Linked DNA regions of Homo sapiens: region 1 is linked to region 2. Evidence: chromatin loops called from intact Hi-C (ENCODE). Cell type or tissue: CD4-positive, alpha-beta T cell. All regions are shown on one strand. Links, peaks and the distances in the headings refer to the core of each region. The heading gives the core; the rest is flanking DNA. Region 1 overlaps CLEC2D (C-type lectin domain family 2 member D). Region 2 has its middle 27 kb from the start of KLRB1.

Evidence for each region. Hi-C counts contacts between places; a loop is a spot of excess contacts. Peaks named below come from ENCODE experiments on the same cell type or tissue, not always from the same donor. Only the 100,000 strongest peaks of a DNase experiment are listed, where the experiment ranks them.
Region 1: a loop joins it to region 2, with 2.6 times the contacts of the local background. A loop is called at or near these places in 15 of 110 quality-filtered maps.

The regions. Positions count from the first base shown.
Region 1 is chr12:9,683,270-9,692,621 of GRCh38, reverse strand. It overlaps CLEC2D (C-type lectin domain family 2 member D), which reads right to left. Exons shown (of 5, transcript NM_013269.6): 3 at 4,536-4,720. Among named protein-coding and RNA genes, the nearest start is that of LINC02390, 15 kb to the left of the region's middle. In CD4-positive, alpha-beta T cell, for the core only: no CTCF peak of the experiment used is centred there; a DNase peak (open chromatin) is centred at 5,231; H3K27ac peaks cover 2,491 bases.
Region 2 is chr12:9,630,656-9,640,007 of GRCh38, reverse strand. It overlaps the pseudogene LOC374443. Among named protein-coding and RNA genes, the nearest start is that of KLRB1, 27 kb to the right of the region's middle. In CD4-positive, alpha-beta T cell, for the core only: a CTCF peak has its summit at 5,644 (motif pointing left); DNase peaks (open chromatin) are centred at 5,617 and 7,117.

The DNA.
Region 1 (9,352 bases), core at 788-8,787, 53 kb before region 2:
TTGGTTACTTTTGTTTCTGTATTGTACTCCTTTGTATGACTCTTCTCCAATTTATCTATTATACTATCGGTTGACACCAGGGTTTTATCAAGTTTGGAATGTATGCTACTATGACATTCTTGGCACCTGTCCTAGAATAGAATTTTTAGGCCCCAGGATATGCTTTTTGTCAACTTTAAGAAATGACACCACCAGGCCAAGCACCTGTAATCCCAGTACTTTGGGAGGCCGAGGCAGGCGGATCACCTGAGGCCAAGAGTTTGAGACTAGGCTTGGCCAACATGATGAAGCCCCCTCTCTATTAAAAAAAATACAAAAATTAGCTGGGCGTGATGGCATGCACCTGTAATCCCAGCTATTTGGGAGGCTGAGGCATGAGAATCATTTGAACCTGGGAGACAAAAGTTGTAGTGAGCCAAGATCACGCCACTGCACTCCAGCCTGGGCAATAGAGTGAGATTCTGTCTCAAAAAGAAACGAACGAACGAACGAACGAAAGAAAGAGAAAGAAAGAAAGAAAGAAAGAGAAAGAAAAGACACCAAACTAATGTAAGTGTACCAAATTATCCTCACAACAGCAGCAGCATAGGCTGGTTTCCTTTGCTGTGTTTCCTTGTCAATGTGTACTGTCCTTTTTATGATTACAAGTTCTGAATTTTAACGCAATTAAATATATAAACAATTTTCTTTATTATTAGTAAATTTAGGGACTTATTAGGTAAATCTTTTACTCTTTCAAATCATAAAGATGACTTCTATTTTTGTTTTACTTTTTTTAGTTCCTTACAGTGTACAGTTAGGCTATGGATTTGAGATCTTTCTTCTTTTTTAGTTAACTGCTCACAGCTATAAATTTCCCTCTTAGAACTATGTTCAGTGTATACCATAAACGTGCTATTTGTATTTTTACTTCATTTGTCTCAAGGTATTTTCTAATGTCCCTTGTGATTTCTTCTTTGACCAATGGCTGTTGAAGAGCGGGTTTTTAAATTTCTACATATGCGTGACTTTTCTGGTTTTTCTAGTTATTGATTTCTAGCTTCATTCCATTGTAATTGCAAAAGATACTTTTTATGACTTCAAATTTTCACACTTACTAACACTTGTTTTGTGGCCTAACATATGGTTTAAGAATGTTCCATGTGCATTTGAGAAGAATTAATATTCTGCTCTTGTTGGGTAGATTCTTCTGTATATGCCTGTTAGGGATAATTGGTTTATAGTGTTGTTCAAATTTTCTATTTCCTTATTGATCTTATGTCTAGTTGTTTAATCTCATGTTGAAAGTGGAATATTTCATTCTCTAACTTTTCATAGAACTGTTCTTTTCTCCCTTAAATTATAGCAATTATTGCTTCATATATTTTGAGGCTGTATTATTAAGTACATATATTTTATAACATAATTATTTGGCTATGTCAAAATTTTTGTCAATGCATAATGCCCTTCTTTTTCTCTTGTAAATTTTACTTTAGTTTATTTTGTTTGACAAAAATATAGCCACTCGGCACTATCTTGGTTACTACTGTTTGTATGGAATATCTTTTTCAGTCCTTTTACTTTCAACTTCTTTGTGTCCTTATATCTAAGGCAAGTCTCTTATAGACAGCATGTAGATGAGTCTTGTTTTTCTTTTTAATTTATTTTAGTTTTTAGCCAACTTGTCAGTCTCAGCCCTTTAATAGGATGGCTTCATCCTTTTCTATTTAATGTGATTACTAAAACAAGATTTACTTTTGCCATTTAATCATTTGTTTTCTCTATATCTTATATGTCTTTGTTTCTCAAGTTGTCTGTTACTGACTTTTTTTGTATTTAATTGGTTTTTTATAGTGTATTGTTTTTCTTTTTTCCTTTTCTGCATAATTTTGGTAATTTTATTAGTGGTTACCTTGAGAATTATAATTAGCATCTTAAACTTGTAACAATATAATTTCATAATATCAACATAGCTTCAATAACTATGCAAACATTTTGATCCTATATGTCTTCATCCCTGCTTCATAAGACTGTCACAGATTGCATCTTTATACATTATATGACCACTATCATATTTATAATTTTTATTCATTTGCCTATGAAGTTATAGATAAATATAAATATAGAAAGCTATAAATAGGAGAAGTTATAAACTATATGACACATGTAGTAATTCTGGGTTTTATATTTACCTCTATTGTTACTTTTATGAATATTCTTTATTTTGGAGGCTCTGAATTGCTGTCTAGTGTACTTTCAGTTCAGCCTAAAAGGTTTCCTTTAGCATTTTCTGTAGCACATGTCTACTGGTAATAAAATCCCTTAATTATTGGTTATCTGAAAATGTGTTACTTTTTCCTTCATTCTTGAAGGACAACTTTGCTATACATAGAATTCATGGTTGGCAGTTTTATTTTTTCTTTCAGACATTTAAATATGCCATTCCACTACCTTCTGATCTCCATGGTTTCTCAGAGAAAATCAGCTATTAATTTTATTCAGGGTCTTATGTAAATGATGAGTTGCTTCATTCTGGCTGCTTTCAAAATTCTCTCTGTGGATTTTGTCAACTTGACTATATTTTGTCTCAATGTAGATCTCTTTAAGTTTACCCTTTTGGAGTTCATTGAGCCTCTTGGATGTATATATTTATGTATTTCCTCAGATTTTGGAAAGTTTTGTTCATTATTTCTTTAAGTGTATTTCTCTGCTTCTCTTTCTCTTCTCTTTCCTGGATTTCTACAGTACATATGTTAGTATGTTTGCTGATGTCCTACAGGTTCCTTAGAATTTATTTATCTTCATTCTTTTTCTTTGTTTTTCTTAGTCTGGATTGTTTCAATTATCTTATTTTCAAGTTTTCTGATCTCTTACTTCTCAAATCTGCTGTTGAACTTCTTCATTGAGTTTTTAAAATTATTTTTAAATTTCAGTCATTGTACTTTTCAGCTCTGGAATTTTTGCTTGGTTCTTTTTTACAATTTCTACCTTTATATTGATATTCTAATTTTGTTCATTTATTATGTTTTCGGTTTCCTTTAGCTTTTTGTCTAGTTTCCTTTAACTCATTGGTTATACTTAAGACAGCTGATTTAACATTTTTGACTCATATTTTTAATATCTGAGCCTCTTCAGGGATAGTTTCTGTCAGATTACTTTTTCTTCCTGTGAATGAACCATACTTTTCTTTGCATGTTTTGTAATTTTTTTTTGAGAACTGGACATTATGAATACTATGTTGTGGTAACTCTGGTAACTTAATTATTTTGCTCTTCAGGGATTGTCAAATCTTGGTTGTTGTGGCTCAGAGTCATTTGGTCATGATTTTTTCCCAACTATTTTTATTCTCTGTTGTGCATGGTCATTGAAATCTCTGTTCTGTTATCTCTGCTGTCAGCCAGTTATCTAATAAAAATTGTCTTAAATGACTGCTTCCTAAAGGGAGGAAAAACACATACTATTTATTTAAATCCTTGGGAAGCCACTTCAGCTGATGAGGACTGATGCAATGATAGCCCACTTCTGTGTCTGCCCCTCAGCATTCAAAGGCAGAAATCAGCAATAACCCTGACATTTGGACAAAAAGGTGCTTATTGTTCACCCTGGCTGCAGGAATTCATTACAAGAACATGGGCAGCAGTTCCCATGGATCCCTGCAATAATGGGGTATGGAAAATAGTTATTATTGAGTGGAAAGGCTGAAATTCACCAACATTAACCAAAATTTATCATCCTCTTTATCAAACTCTTCCCTTGATGCTTCCAGTGTTTAACTAGACTCGAGAATTCCAAAATAGTTACTTCAGACAGTTTTTGACAGTTCAATAGTTTTCTCAGTGGAGGAACAGATTTCTGTAGCTTTTTAGTCTACCAACCTCTATGACATCATTCTTGCTTGACTTATTGTTTTTATTTTATTATTTTTTTGAGATAGAGTCTCACTCTGTTAGGCTGGAGTACAGTAGCATGATTTCAGCTAACTGTAGGCCTCCACCTCCCAGGTTCAAGCAATTCTGCTGCCTCAGCCTCCTGAGTAGCTGGAACTACAGGCGTATGCCACCATGCCCAGCTAATTTTTGTATTTTTTAGTTGAGATGGGGTTTCACCATGTTGGCCAGGCTGATCTCAAACTCCTGACCTCAAGTGATACACCCGCCTTGGCCTCCCAAAGTGCTGGGATTACAGGCATGTGCCACTGCTCTTGGCCTTGTTTGATTTATTTTGAAACAATGTTGCTAACTTCATACAAACTTAAAACTGGGTTTCTACCAATACTTTTCTAATCCTTATTTGCACAATTCTGGCTCACAAGTCAAAGAAGGCTCTGGCTTGCTTGCCCTCTGGGCCTGTTCCTGCCACGAATATTAAGGTAATTTTAGATGGTTCACTGTAAAATATAATACATGCTAGGTTACTCTTTCGTTATGCAAAAAAAAAAAAAAAAAAAAAAAATCAATGTAAAAGCAGATGTCTAAACCTACCTCTTAGATAATTTCACAGGAAAACATATCCTTGTAGGGCTGAATCTTTGATTCTGGCCAGAACTATTTTCTTACCAGTTCCTGGAAGCTTTCAACCTGAGCAAGATCAGCATCTTGTGAGTCACAAAACCTCTGACTTGATGTCCAGTTCTTGGTGTCATCAGAAAAATAGAAACACTTTCTTTGAAAACCAATCCAGCTTTCTGGGCATGCAGCTTGAAGACATACTGATGGCTCTTGATGGCAGTTAGCTCTTATTGCTGAAAATAAAATAAAAATAAATAAAATAAAAATTTCTTACTTTTATATTGTATTGTATAAATTACCAAGTGCTAATATACTTTCTGACACTCCTGTTAAGTATTAAATGTATTATTTTCATTTTTCAAGTGAGAAATATGATGCTAAATATAATTGCATACATTACACAGCAAATGGCAAAACTGAGATTCAAACTCATGCCTTCAGCAGGGGGTGAGCTGAAAAAGGAGTTATTAGTAACTTAAGCTTGCTCTGGGCCATGTATCTATTTGGCTCTCAACAGTGTTACCCTTTCTTAAAATATTAGATACATTAATGATAGCATTTGATCAGCTTTGGAGAACAGATAGTTCTCCAAGTGCTCTAGATTAGGGGTCCCCAACCCCTAGGCCATGGATCAGTACTGGTCCATGGATGAGTCAGGAAGCAGGCTGCACAGCAGGAGGTAAGCAGCGAATGAGTAAGTGAAGCTTCATCTGTATTTACAGCCACTCCCCATCACTCACATTACCTCATGAGCTCCACCTCCTGTCAGATCAGCAGTGGCATTAGATTCTCATAGGAGGGCAAACCCTATTGGGAACTTCTCATGTGAGGAATCTAGGTTGTGGGCTCCTTGTGAGAATCTAATACCTGATGAACTGTCACTGTCTCCCATCACTCACAGATGGTACCATCTACTTTCAGAAAAACTAGCTCAGGGTTCCCACTGATTCTACATTATGGTGAGTTGTATAATTATTTTATTATATATTATTACACAATGTAATAATAATGGAAATAAAGGGCACAATAAAAGTAATGCACTTAAATTATCCCCAAACCATTCCTTGACCCCAGTCCATGAAAACGTTGTCTTTCACAAAACTGGTCCCTCATGCCAACAAGGTTGGCGATTGCTGCTCCAGATGACTTGGTAAAATGAAGGGCAGGATAGAGATGCCTTATGTGAATAAGGTTTCTTGATGTGAAAAAGCCTTGTATATGTCTAAATACTATCATAAATATGAAATAAGTTGTTGTACAGTGAACTTCCTTCCACTAAGGAGATTTAGTGAGGTTTTCTACACTTTGAAGGCAGCAATACTTCACTGGACAGGCTTTTCTGACCCACTTCTTATATAATCAGGAGAAATGCTCTCTTCATGTGGGATCGAGATGAATGAATGTCTCTCCAGATAGTTGTCACTGAGCCCCTAGTAGCTACCAGTTCATCTTCTATTATATAACCACCTTCTACCTTCAACTCAATGGTTCTGAAAGTGTCTATGATAGACCAGAATGCTGGGTATTCATAGAATCATTACTATCAATTGGCACCATTATCCTTGGATTTGGCTCTTGTGAGATGAGAAATCACTCTTAGTTATGAATAATAACTGGTGTAATCTGAATAACAAATCATAACATGAGGCAAACGTGTATTGTATCTGGTTTGGTATCACAAACAAGGTGATACCAAATTATAACTATTAAAATGTAATTTCTTGAACCAGACCATAATGCAGGATGACTTTCCCCAAATCTGTGCATATTTGTTGTGCTATCACTGCTCCTGTATCAACCAATTTAAAGAAAACGACCAGACCAGAGAGGGCAAGATGGCTGATTAGAAACAGCTCTGGTCTGCAGTTCCCAGTGAGACCAATGCAGAAGGCAGGTGATTTCTGCATTTCCAACTGAGGTACCAGGATCATCTCACTGGGACTGGTTACACAAGTGGGTGCAGCCCACAGAGGGCAAGCAGAAGCAGGGTGGGGCGCTGCTTCACCCAGGAAGCACAAGGGGTGGGAGAACTCCCTCCCCTAGCCAAGGGAAGTTGTGAGGGACTGTGCTGTGAGGTGCTATCTGGCCCAGATACTACGCTTTTCCCACGGTTTTTGCAACCCACAGACCAGGAGATTCTCTGGAGTGCCAACACTACCAGAACCCTGGGTTTCAAGCACAAAACTGGGTGGCGATTTGGGCAGTCACCAAGATAACTGCAGGAGTTTTTTTCATACCCCAGTGGAGCCTGGAACCCACTGAGACAGAATCATTCACTCTGCTGGAAAGGGGGCTGAAGCCAGGGAGCCAAGTGGTCTTGCTCAGTGGGTCCAATCCCCACAGAGCCCAGCAAGCTAAGACCCACTGGCTGGAAATTCTTGCTGCCAGCACAGCAGTCTGAAGTGGACCCCAGATGCTCAAGCTTGGTGAGGGGAGGTGCATCCGCCATTACTGAGGCTTGAGTAGGTGATTTTCCCCTCACAGTGTAAACAAAGCCCTGGGGGAAGTTCGGACTGGGCGGAGCCCACCACAGTGCAGCAAAGCCAGTGCAGCAAAGCCACTGCAGCCGGACTGCCTCTCTAGATTCCTCCTCTCTGGGCAGGGCATCTCTGAAAGAAAGGCAGCAGCCCCAGTCAGGGGCTTATAGATAAAACTCTTATCTCCCTGGGACAGAGCACCTGGGGGAAAGGGTGGCTGTGGTCACGGCTTCAGGAGACTTAAACATTCCTGCCAGCCAGCTCTGAAAAGAGCAGTGGATCTCCCAGCACAGTGCTCGAGCTCTTCTGAGGGAAAGACTGCCTTTTCAAGTGGGTCCCTGACCCCCATGCCTCCTGACTGGGAGACAACTCCTAGCAGGGGTTGATAGGCACCTCATACAGGACAGCTCAGCTGGCATCTGGTGCGTGCCCCTCTGGGATGAAGCTTCCAGAGGAAGGAGCAGGCAGCAATCTTTGCTTTTCTTCAGCCTTTGCTGGTGATACCCAGGCAAGGAAGAAATGGATAAATTCCTGGACACATACACCCTCCCAAGACTAAACCAGGAAGAAATCAGATTCCTGAATAGACCAATAACAGGTTCTGAAACTGAGGCAGTAATTAATAGCCTACCCAACCAAAACAAGCCCATGTCCAGACAAATGCACTGCCGAATTCTACCAGAGGTACGAAGAGGAGCTGGTACCATTCCTTCTGAAATTATTCCAAACAATAGAAAAAGAAGGAATTCTCCCTAACTCATTATATGAGACCAGCATCATCCTGATACCAAAACCTAGCAGAGATACAACAAAAAAGAAAATTTCAGGCCAATATTCCTGATGAACATCAATGCAAAAATCCTCAATAAAATACTGGCCAGCCGAATCCAGCAGCACATCAAAAGCTTATCCACCACGATCAAGTCAGTTTCATCCCTGGGATGAAAGTCTGGTTCAATATATGTAAATTAATAAATGTAATCCATTACATAAGCAGAACCAATGACAAAAACCACATGATGATCTCAACAGATGCAGAAAAGGCCTTTGATAAAATTGAACACCCCTTCATGATAAAAACACACAATAGACTAGGTATTGATGGAACATACATTAAAATAATAAAAGCTATTTATGACAAACTCATAGCGAATATCATACTGAGTGGCCAAAAGCTGGAAGCATTCCCTTTGTAAACTGGCACAAGGCAAGGATGCCCTCTCTCACCACTCCTATTCAATATAGTATTGGAAGTTCTAGTCAGGGCAATCAGGTAAAAGAAAGAAAGAAAGAAAGTGTATTCAACAGGAAGAGAGGAAGTCAAATTATCTCTGTTTGCAGATGACAGAATTGTATATTTAGAAAACCCCATTGTCTCATCCCCTTAAAACTTATTAAGCTGATAAGCAACTTCAGCAAATTCTCAGGATACGAAATCAATGTGCAAAAATCACAAGCATTCCTATACACCAATAACAGACAAACAGAGAGCCAAATCATGAGTGAACTCCCATTCACAATTGCTACTAAGAGAATAAAATACCTAAGAATACAACTTACAAGAGATGTGAAGGACCTCTTCAAGGAGAACTACAAATCACTGCTCAAGGAAATAAGAGATGACACAAACAAATGGAAAATCATTCCATGCTCATAGATAGGAAGAATCAATATTATGAAAATAGTCATATAGCTCAAAGTAATTTATAGATTGAATGCTATTCCCATCAAGCTACCATTGACTTTCTTCACAGAATTAAAAAAAAAAAAACTTTAAATTTCATATGGAACCAAAAAAGAGCCTGTATAGCCAAGACAATCCTAAGCAAAAAGAACTAAGCTGGAGGCATCATGCTACCTGACTTCAAATTAAACTATAAGGCTACAGTAACCAAAACAGCATGGTGTTGGTACCAAAACAGATATATTGACCAATGGACAGAACAGAGGCCTCAGAAATAACACCCAACATCTACAACCATCTGATCTTTGACAAACCTGACAAAAACAAGCAATGGGGGAAAGGATTCCCTATTTAATAAATGGTGTTGAGAAAACTGGCTAGCCATATGCAGAAAACTGAAGCTGGACCCCTTCCTTACACCTTACACAAAAATTAGCTCAAGATGGATTAAAGACTTAAACATAAGACCTAAAACCATAAAAACCTGAGAACAAAACCTAGGCAATACCATTCAGGACACAGGCATGGGCAAAGGTTTTATGATTAAAACACCAAAAGCAATTGCAACAAAAGCAAAAATTGACAAGCGGGATCTAATTTAACTAAAGAGCTTCTGCACAAAAAAAAAAAAAAAAAAACAAACACAAAAAACAAACTATCATCAGAGTGAACAGGCAACCTACAGAATGGGAGACAAATTTTGC
Region 2 (9,352 bases), core at 849-8,848:
AGAGGGCCCCTGGAGTGTTCAGAAAAGAAAGGTAAACAGGATTATGTGACACGTTTAGGTACATGGGATTGCCAAAATGGTATTCAGTCTTCTTTAGGTCATATTTTGGTGAATAATACTAATATGTGTTCCAAAATTGTATGGAATTTCTAAAATTCTAATGTCTAAAGAATATCCTATCAATCATAATTAAAGTTGTTAAGTTATTGTAAACTACAGAGATAACAAAACTTTGTCAATTGTGTTTCTAACTGTAACTACCCTGGACATATTGTTATTCACAGACAATTGTTGTTTTAATCTTTTTCAAAAGATGGTTTATAATAAGCTAGAGAACTTTTACAAGTGCTCTCAGATACAGGTTTCTCATACCTTTGGGGATTGTGACATTGGAATAAAGGAAAAATGTACAGAACTCATGAAGAGCTAAAATGTTCATAAATATCAAGCAAAATAAGGGTTAACTGGGTGAACTCAAAAAAATGAAGCAATCTTTCTCAATTTTGCTTGGATATTGCTGATCCTTGTTTTGTTTTTTAGAGTCAAGAAAACATATTTTGAACTATTTATAGCCTTTAATCATTGAGTAGAGTATACTCCTGTGAACAAAATTTGGAGTATATTTGCTTCTCTCTGCCTGGTTCCTGTAGAATTTGGAAATTATCTGTGAGTATTCTTAACTTACAGCAATATACTTGTTTGCATCAGTGCAGTAAAAATCCATTTTCTTTTGCAACAGGATGCAATTGGAGTAACTGGTTGTTTTACCAAGGCTTTGACTGGAAGGGTATGCTTCTCTTTAAGGAGTCAAGCTCAACTTGCAGAGCCAATAAAAGTCCCTTGGGGAAGGCCGGGCGTGGTGGCTCACACCTGTAATCCCAGCACTCTGGGAGGCCAAGGCGGGCGGATCACCTGAGGTTGGGAGTTTGAGACCAGCCTGACAAACATGGAGAAACCCCATCTCCACTAAAAATACAAAATTGGCCATGTATGGTGACACATGCCTGTAGTCCCAGCTACTCGGGAGACTGAGGCAAGAGAATTGCTTGAAGCCGGGAGGCAGCGGTTGCGGTGAGCCAAGATTGTGCCATTGCACTCCAGCCTGGACAACAAGAGTGAGACTCTCTCAAAAAAAAAAAAAAAAAAAAAAAAAAAAAAAAGTCCCTTGAGGAAACTGGTCTCAGAGCCTTGTCTATGCAGTTCCTGTACAGGGTTCATGACCTGTGATCAGTAAAGAATGTCACTTTCTAACAGGCCCAGGAGCTCCAAGTTTATCTTGGAACCTTAAGACAAGAGGATTACCCAACTCACAGGTATTTGAGGATACAAATACATGTCTGGGCGTGGCTTTAAAAGATCTTATTTGAGATTACTTGTGGAACAGCATTCCATCAAAGCCAATCAAAAGGCCTATGTAGAAATAATTATTTTTGCTGCACTTTATGCAAATAATCAGGCCAAGTATAAGACTAAATTCAATTTTGCAAACAACTGAGTCCTATCATGATTTGTGTTTTTAACAAAAATGAGGACTGGAGAGAGAGAAATTATGTTTCAAAATTTATCATACATTTGTCTTAAAATTCTAAACTCATTAGTTGTTTTTCAGTTTTTGCCTACATTTTCAGACTAACCCTGCTTGTTCCTGTGAACCAACCAGTGATCTCTGTGTGCAGCTCAGAAAGAACAAACAGGATGGGTAATGTAGAAATCTGGATCAATATTCTAGTTCTGAGCAATTATCCTGCAAATCCTACCAGGTGATGGGAATAAATAGGTTGCCCATCACTCAGAGGGTTTTTCTGGGGGGGAGGTGGGGGAAAGTAAGACCAAGGGAGCTAACCAAAGCCAAGCAACATGCACCCAAATCCTAGGAAGCATAACTATAGCCACCAGTTATCTAGGCATGTCACTGGACATCCTTTTCTCTCCCTTGTTGGAAGAGGACTCAATTCCACAGCTTCACTTTAGCATTTGGTTTATGATAAGGAGTCCATGCAACCCACTCCAAGATGCATTTTTGTCCCAAACTTAATTCCAAGTTTTGAGTCAAAGGCCTAGGAAAGAAAACTGGATCTGAGGGATCCAGAGGCAGATGATAACGGAAGTCAAAAGACATAGTGCAGGTGAGTGTGGCTGATTCCTGCCAATTAAGCCAAGCTTCCAGTTTCATGGATAAAGGCTACGCTAGTATCCATGGCATAAATGAGGTCTAGGGAATCCAAAGGCTACTGACAGAAGGGGAGATAGGGCATACATGGGTGAGAATGGATACTCCCACCTCTTAGGCCCTCACTGTTAACATGGGCGAAAGCCACTTTAACACCCATGGCCACTGGTCACAGTCACCAAGACTCAGGGATAAAAGGATGGAGGAAAGAAAGAGGAACACCTCACTTTTCCTCCCTCATGTATCCTGTGTATTTGCTAGGAAGAGAAAGGAATCAGAGGCACTGGCTCCCCTCTTTCTAGATGAGTAGCCATTCATCTTCAGTCTGTACCCCTTTCAAATGCATCTTGAATCCCTGGGACTCCTTGAAAAAACACCTTCCTTTTTCCTCCTCTGTCATCTCTTTAATGATAAGTAATTGTGTCTCCGTACTATGGAACACTCCCCTCAGATGCATCCTCCAAACTGGGAAGAGTTAATTTCCCAAACCTTAGACTGGTTGGCTTCAGACTGGGCTCAGGAGAAGGAGGCCCAGAACTATGACATGCCTGCACAAAAGTAAGTTTCCTTACCAGTCCAGCTTTTGTCCCCCACCCCCTCCATCTCCCTGTGTGAACTGGTAAAAGGCCTCAGGATTTTTGAGCTGTCTTCACCCACCCCCTTGTTTGGTTTTGATACATGTTTTCTATTAACCTGGTTTGTTTCTTCTCTCCTTCAGGCAATCAAACTCCAAATAGTCATGCAACTGGAGCCTTGGACAATGGCGCCTTCTGCTAGGGACACTTAGAGAGGCCTTTGAGGGAGATCTGACTGCCATTTCCCCAAAACAGCGCCCCTGTCGGCAGGAGGCAGTTAGGATTGGTCTTCTTTATCCTTATCCTTATTCTAACGGCAGTTAGATGTACTTCAGAGTGGGGAATGAGACAGCCACCTCAAAAGGGGTCTCCTGAGAACCTCTGACCGTCCTGTGCACTGGGAGGATGGGGTGGAGCCGTGGGACGTTAGCACTGTTTACAAGGGGGAGTAGCCTAGCCTCTCCTGTTCCTGGGTGATAACCAAGGATTCAATCTGCAAGGTGGGAAACTTCGTAGCAGGACTGTCACTTTGCTGAGAGTCCCTTTTTCCCACTTTTTTTTCTTTTTCACCCAATAAACTCTGCCCTACTCACCCTACAATGAGTCCTCATGCCTAAATTATCTTAGTCATGTGACAAGAACCTGGATTTTCCTACAACATAGAGATCTTTCACTTCCTTGGTTAAATTTATTCCTAGGTTTTTTTGTGTGTGTAGCTATTGCAAATGGGATTGCCTTCTTGATTTTGTTTTCAGCTAGTTCATTGTGTGTGTATAGAAATATTACAGATTTTTTCTGTCTTAACTTTGTGTCTTGAAAATTTACTAAGTTCTTGTATCCTTTCTGAGAGTTTTTTGGTGGACTTTCCAGTTTTCTATATATAAGATTATGTCATCGGAAAACAGGAACAATTTGACTTCCTCCTTTCTAATTTAGATTTTCTGTATTTTTCCCTCTTGTCTAATTGCTTGGGCTGGGCTTCTAGTACTATGCTGAATAAGAGTGATGAGAGTAGCCATCCATGTTTTGTTCCAGATCTTTGGGAAAAAGCTTTCAGCTGTCATAACCAAAATAGATCTGAGGAATGAGCATTCCTTACCTTGGGAACAGCAGGAGCAAAGGGCCTAAGGAAGGGGAACCTGGCATGTGCTAGGAATGGAAAGAAGTTCTTGTGGATCTAATATGATCAACATGGCAGTGGAGGCAGAAGTGGAGAAGGATGAGTGGTGAAGGTTGAGGCTGAGGACATGTAAAGATGCTAGATTGTATTGGACCTTGTTAAACAGCGAGAAGGATTTGGGTATCATTTTTTTCTCTAACTGCAAAAAGGAGCTATTGAAGGACTTCAAGCAGAGAAAAGATACTTTTGCATTTTTATATTTTAGAAGATACCTCTGACTGCTAGGTGGAACAGGTTTGCAGAAGGGTAACTGTGGAAGCGACAACTAGATCTGTTAATCTACACATCTGTACCTGTGTAAATACAGAAGTGAAGTGAGCCAAGAATAAAATCTTAATTTTGCATTTAGAGGAAAACACAGGAAAAGTCAGCAAATGAGAAACTGTGGCCCTTGAAGTGGGAAGAACAGTAGAATAATGTGTTTTAGGAAGATATAAGGGAAAGACATTGGACAGGGGCTACTTTGTTTATAGGATTACTTTTCAGTGGTTTCAATTGTAGAGGAAAAATACCCATATTCCTCAATTGCACTTATTATTTTCTAATAATGAGTCATAAAGAATGCTAGTAGTATGCAAGTAGCTAATACAATAACCTTATTGTATTTGAATCTCTGTAGGCTATTCTCAAAGAAAAATTGCATTGGACAAAGTTAAATAGGCAAGGAAGACTTTATTCAAAATTGTTGCAATAGGTGTCAAGCCTGTTCCAATAAGAAAGAGAGACTGTATTCAAATCTGTTGAACAAAAAGCAGGAGAGATTGTAAAGGCTGGAGTATGCTAGTGAAAAAGTTCTGGAGAATATTAGTGGGGAAGGTGGGTCAACATGATTAGGCCATCTGTATTTGCTAACTGGCACATATGGAAGTTAGAGTACTACCCTCCCACAGAGATGGGAAGATAAGGGAACTATTTTTCTTGATGATTATTTTTCAAAGAAATGGCTCCCAGGTCTTTGAGAAAGATATTCCTGGGTTGCAAAACCGATAAAAGGCTAGAGAAAAATTTAAATCTCAAATAAGAAGACAGAAAGAATTTATAGTGGGAAGTTTTCTAAAGTAAACAATCTAAGAAAAGAGAAGTAAAGGAGTGATACGTCAGGGAGAAATCTGTCTAAAGTTTAGTCAAGTTGAGGGGAACATCAAGGCAGTCCCGTTCATCCTATACATGTATAAAATCTTGTTCAGAGGTACCTTGACATTAACTCACCCTCAAAATTCTTGCAAAACTCATAACAGAATATTTTATTTACGTTTGCAAAGTCTAAGCAATATGGATAACATTTTGTGTTGAAAGCAGCTAAAAGGCTTTTAGCAAAGCAACACAATAAACACTGGTTTAATCTGCTTGAATTTAGCCAGACCACTCAACTAAGAGCAGAGCTACCTTTTTAAGAATTAAGCCCAGCCTTAGGCAAAACTGTGAAGTAGACACGATTTTGCTTTAGTTCTTCACCTCCATGTGTCCTGGTATAACAGCCCCCAATGATACTGTAGATTTTGAAAGAAGCCTGAATTTGGGAGTTGAGAAACAGTTCAGTCTTCCTGTTTACTCATCTACAAAGTAAAGAAAAGAATATCTACTTAGCAAATACAAGTATTGGTACCTCCAATGAAATAATGTGGATTTAAACATTTCATCAATTAGTTTCTGACTTCAGTACACAGGTGTAAGGACAGAAAAAGAAAGGCATTGCAGCGCCCTCTTCTGGGAACTGTTGGTAAACTAACTCAGATAGTTGAAATGGATTTTCTAGGTGAATACAAAAGTTTCACTCTAGGAATAACTGCTCCACTTTTTAAAATATACAGATACATTGAAGTGTGCAAACAAACATCAAATTCAAACTCTTGAAGAGAAACACCAATGTTCATCCTTTTCCTCAACCCCTATCCACACATCCATGCAGGCAGCCCAGGGGACCTCAGATTGAAAATCGGAAAATAACTTATCAAGAAGCCATGTCACTTATAGCATTAGCTCTAAAACTTTAATTCATCTATGTATTACCTGGAGATCTTTTAAAACTGCAGATTCATATTCACTGGGTCCAGGATTCTACATTTCTAACAATCTCCCAGGTGAGACCTACACTGATGGTGGCATGACTGAAATCACCTTTGAAAAATTATAACAGTGAGAATGTAACCACCCAACAGGTTCACCTTGCCCAAGGCCTAGACAGAGCCAATATATCAAGACAGGGAAATTGCAATAGAGAAAGAGTAACTCATGCAGAGGCAGCTGTGTGGGAGTCCAGAGTTTTATTCAAAACTCAAATCAGTCTCTTAGAGCATTCAGGGAGCAGTTTTTAAGAACAACTTGGTAGGTGGGGGGAATCCAGTGATACAGGACATAGAAATAAATTATTTAGGCAGATAGTAAGGACAACAGAGTCATAGGCAGAATTTTCCATTTTAACAAAAAGCAGCCCAAAAAATCATTTCTTTTCTAACAAAGAGCAGCCTGAGAAATCGAGCTGCAGACATACATGAGCAAGCTGGAAGCTTGCACAGATGAATGCCAGCAGCTGTGCCAATAGAAAAGGGCTACCTGAGGGCCAGGCATGTTCAACATGGAGGGTCCATCTTCTTTTCTTGTCATCACATGTACAGTAAAGGAACAGGCAACAAGGCACAGGCCAGGTAGAGAACCCATCTGCATAATAAAAGATTAGGGAGGACAGTTGGCATGAGGTTCTAAGATGGCCAAATAAGAACAGCTCCAGTCCACAGCTTCCAGTGTGAGCAATGCAGAAGATGGGCGATTTCTGCATTTCCAACTTAGGTAATGGGTTCATCTCACTGGGGCTTGTCGGACAGTGGGTACAGCCCACAGAGCAGGGCGGGGCATCACCTCACCCAGGAAGCGCAAGGGGTCAGGGAATTCCCTTTCCTAGCCAAGGGAAGCCGTGACAGATGGTACCTGGAAAATCGGGGCACTCCCACCTTAATACTGCACTTTTCCAATGGTCTAAGCAAATGGCACACCAGGAGATTATATCCCGCGCCTGGCTCGGAGGGTCCCATGCCCAAGGAGCCTCGCTCGCTGAGAGCACAGCAGTCTGAGATCGAACTGCAAGGCGGCAGTGAGGCTGGGGAAGGGGCGTACGCAATTGCTGAGGCTTGAGTAGATAAACAAAGCAGCCGGGAAGCTTGCACTGGGTGGAGCCCACCGCAGCTCAAGGAGGCCTGCCTGCCTCTGTCGACTCCACCTCTAAGGGCAGGGCATAGCTGAACAAAAGGCAGCAGAAACTTCTGCAGACTTCAAAGCTGTCTGACAGATTTGAAGACAGTAGTGGTTCTCCCAGCACAGAGTTTGAGATCTGAGAATGGACAGACTGCCTCCTCTAGTGGGTCTCTGATCCCCAAGTAGCCTAACTGGGAGACACCTCCAAGTAGGGGCCGACTGACACCTCATACAGCCAGGTGTCCCTCTGAGACGCAGCTTCCAGAGGAAGGATCAGGCAGCAACATTTGCTGTTCTGCAATATTTGCTGTTCAGCAGCCCCTGCTGGTGATACCCAGGCAAACAGGGTCTGGAGTGGACCTCCAGCAAACTCCAACAGACCTGCAGCTGAGGGTCATGACTGTTAGAAGGAAAACTAACAAACAGAAAGGACATCCACACCAAAACCCCATCTGTGTGTCCCCATCATCAAAGACCAAAGGTAGATAAAATCACAAAGATGGGGAGAAACAAGAGCAGAAAAGCCGAAAATTCTAAAAATCAGAGTGCCTCTTCTCCTCCAAAGGGATGCAGCTCCTCTCCAGCAATAGAACAAAGCTGGATGGAGAATTACTTTGACAAGTTGAGAGAAGAAGGCTTCAGACGATTGGTAATAACAAACTTCTCTAAGCTAAAGGAGGATGTTCGAACCCATTGCAGAGAAGCTAAAAACCTTGAAAAAAGATTAGATGAATGGCTAACTAGAATAAACAGTGTAAAGAAGACCTTAAATGACCCAATGGAGCTGAAAACCATACCACGAGAACTACATGATGCATGCACCAGCTTCAGTAGCCGATTTGATCAAGTGGAAGAAAGGGTGTCAGGGATTGAAGAGCAAATGAATGAAATGAAACAAAAAGAGAAGTTTAGAGAAAAAAGAGTAAAAAAAAATGAACAAAGCCTCCAAGAAATATGGGACTATGTGAAAAGACCAAATCTACGTCCGATTGGTATACCTGAAAGTGACGAGGAGAATGGAACCAAGTTGGAAAACACTCTTCAGGATATTATCCAGGAGAACTTCCCCAACATAGCAAGGCAGGCCAACATTCAAATTCAGGAAATACAGAGAATACCACTAAGATGCTCCTCGAGAAGAGCAACTCCAAGACACATAATTGTCAGATTCACCAAAGTTGAAATGGAGGAAAAAATGTAAGGGCAGCCAGAGAGAAAGGTCGGGTTACCCACAAAGGGAAGCCCATCAGGCTAACAGCGGATCTCTCAGCAGAAACTCTACAAGCCAGAAGACAGTGGGGGCCAATATTCAACGCTCTTAAAGAAAAGAATTTCATATCAACCCAGAATTTCAATTCCAGCGAAACTAAGCTTCATAAGTGAAGGAGAAATAAAATCCTTTACAGACAAACAAATGCTGAAAGATTTTGTCACCACCAGGCCTGTCTTACAAGAAGAGCTCCTAAAAGAAGCACTAACCATGGAAAGAAACAACCGGTACAAGCCACTGCAAAAACATGCCAAATTGTAAAGAACATCGATGCTAGGAAGAAACTGCATCAACTAACGAGCAAAATAACCAGCTAACATCATAATGACAGGATCAATTTCACACGTAACAATATTAACCTTAAACGTAAATGGGCTAAGTGCTCCAATTAAAAGACACAGACTGGCAAATTGGATAAAGAGTCAAGACCCACCAGTGTGCTGTATTCAGGTGATCCATCTCAAGTGCAGAGACACACATAGGCTCAAAATAAAGGGATGGAGGAAGATCTACCAAGGAAATGGAAAACAATTAAAAAAAGCAGGGGTTGCAATCCTAGTCTCTGATAAAGCATACTTCAAACCAACAAAGGTCAGAAGAGACAAAGAAGGCCATTACATAAAGGTAAAGCGATCAATTCAACAAGAAGAGCTAACTATCATAAATATATATGCACCCAATACAGGAGCACCCAGATTCATAAAGCAAGTCCTTAGAGACTTAAAAACAGACCTAGACTCCCACGCAATAATAATGGGAGACTTTAACACCCCACTGTCAACATTAGACAGATCAATGAGACAGAAAGTTAACAAGGATATCCAGGAATTGAACTCAGCTCTGCACCAAGCAGAACTAATAGACATCTACAGAACTCTCTACCCCAAATCAACAGAATATACATTCTTCTCAGCACCACATCACACTTATTCCAAAATTGGCCACATAGTTGGAAGTAAAGCACCCCT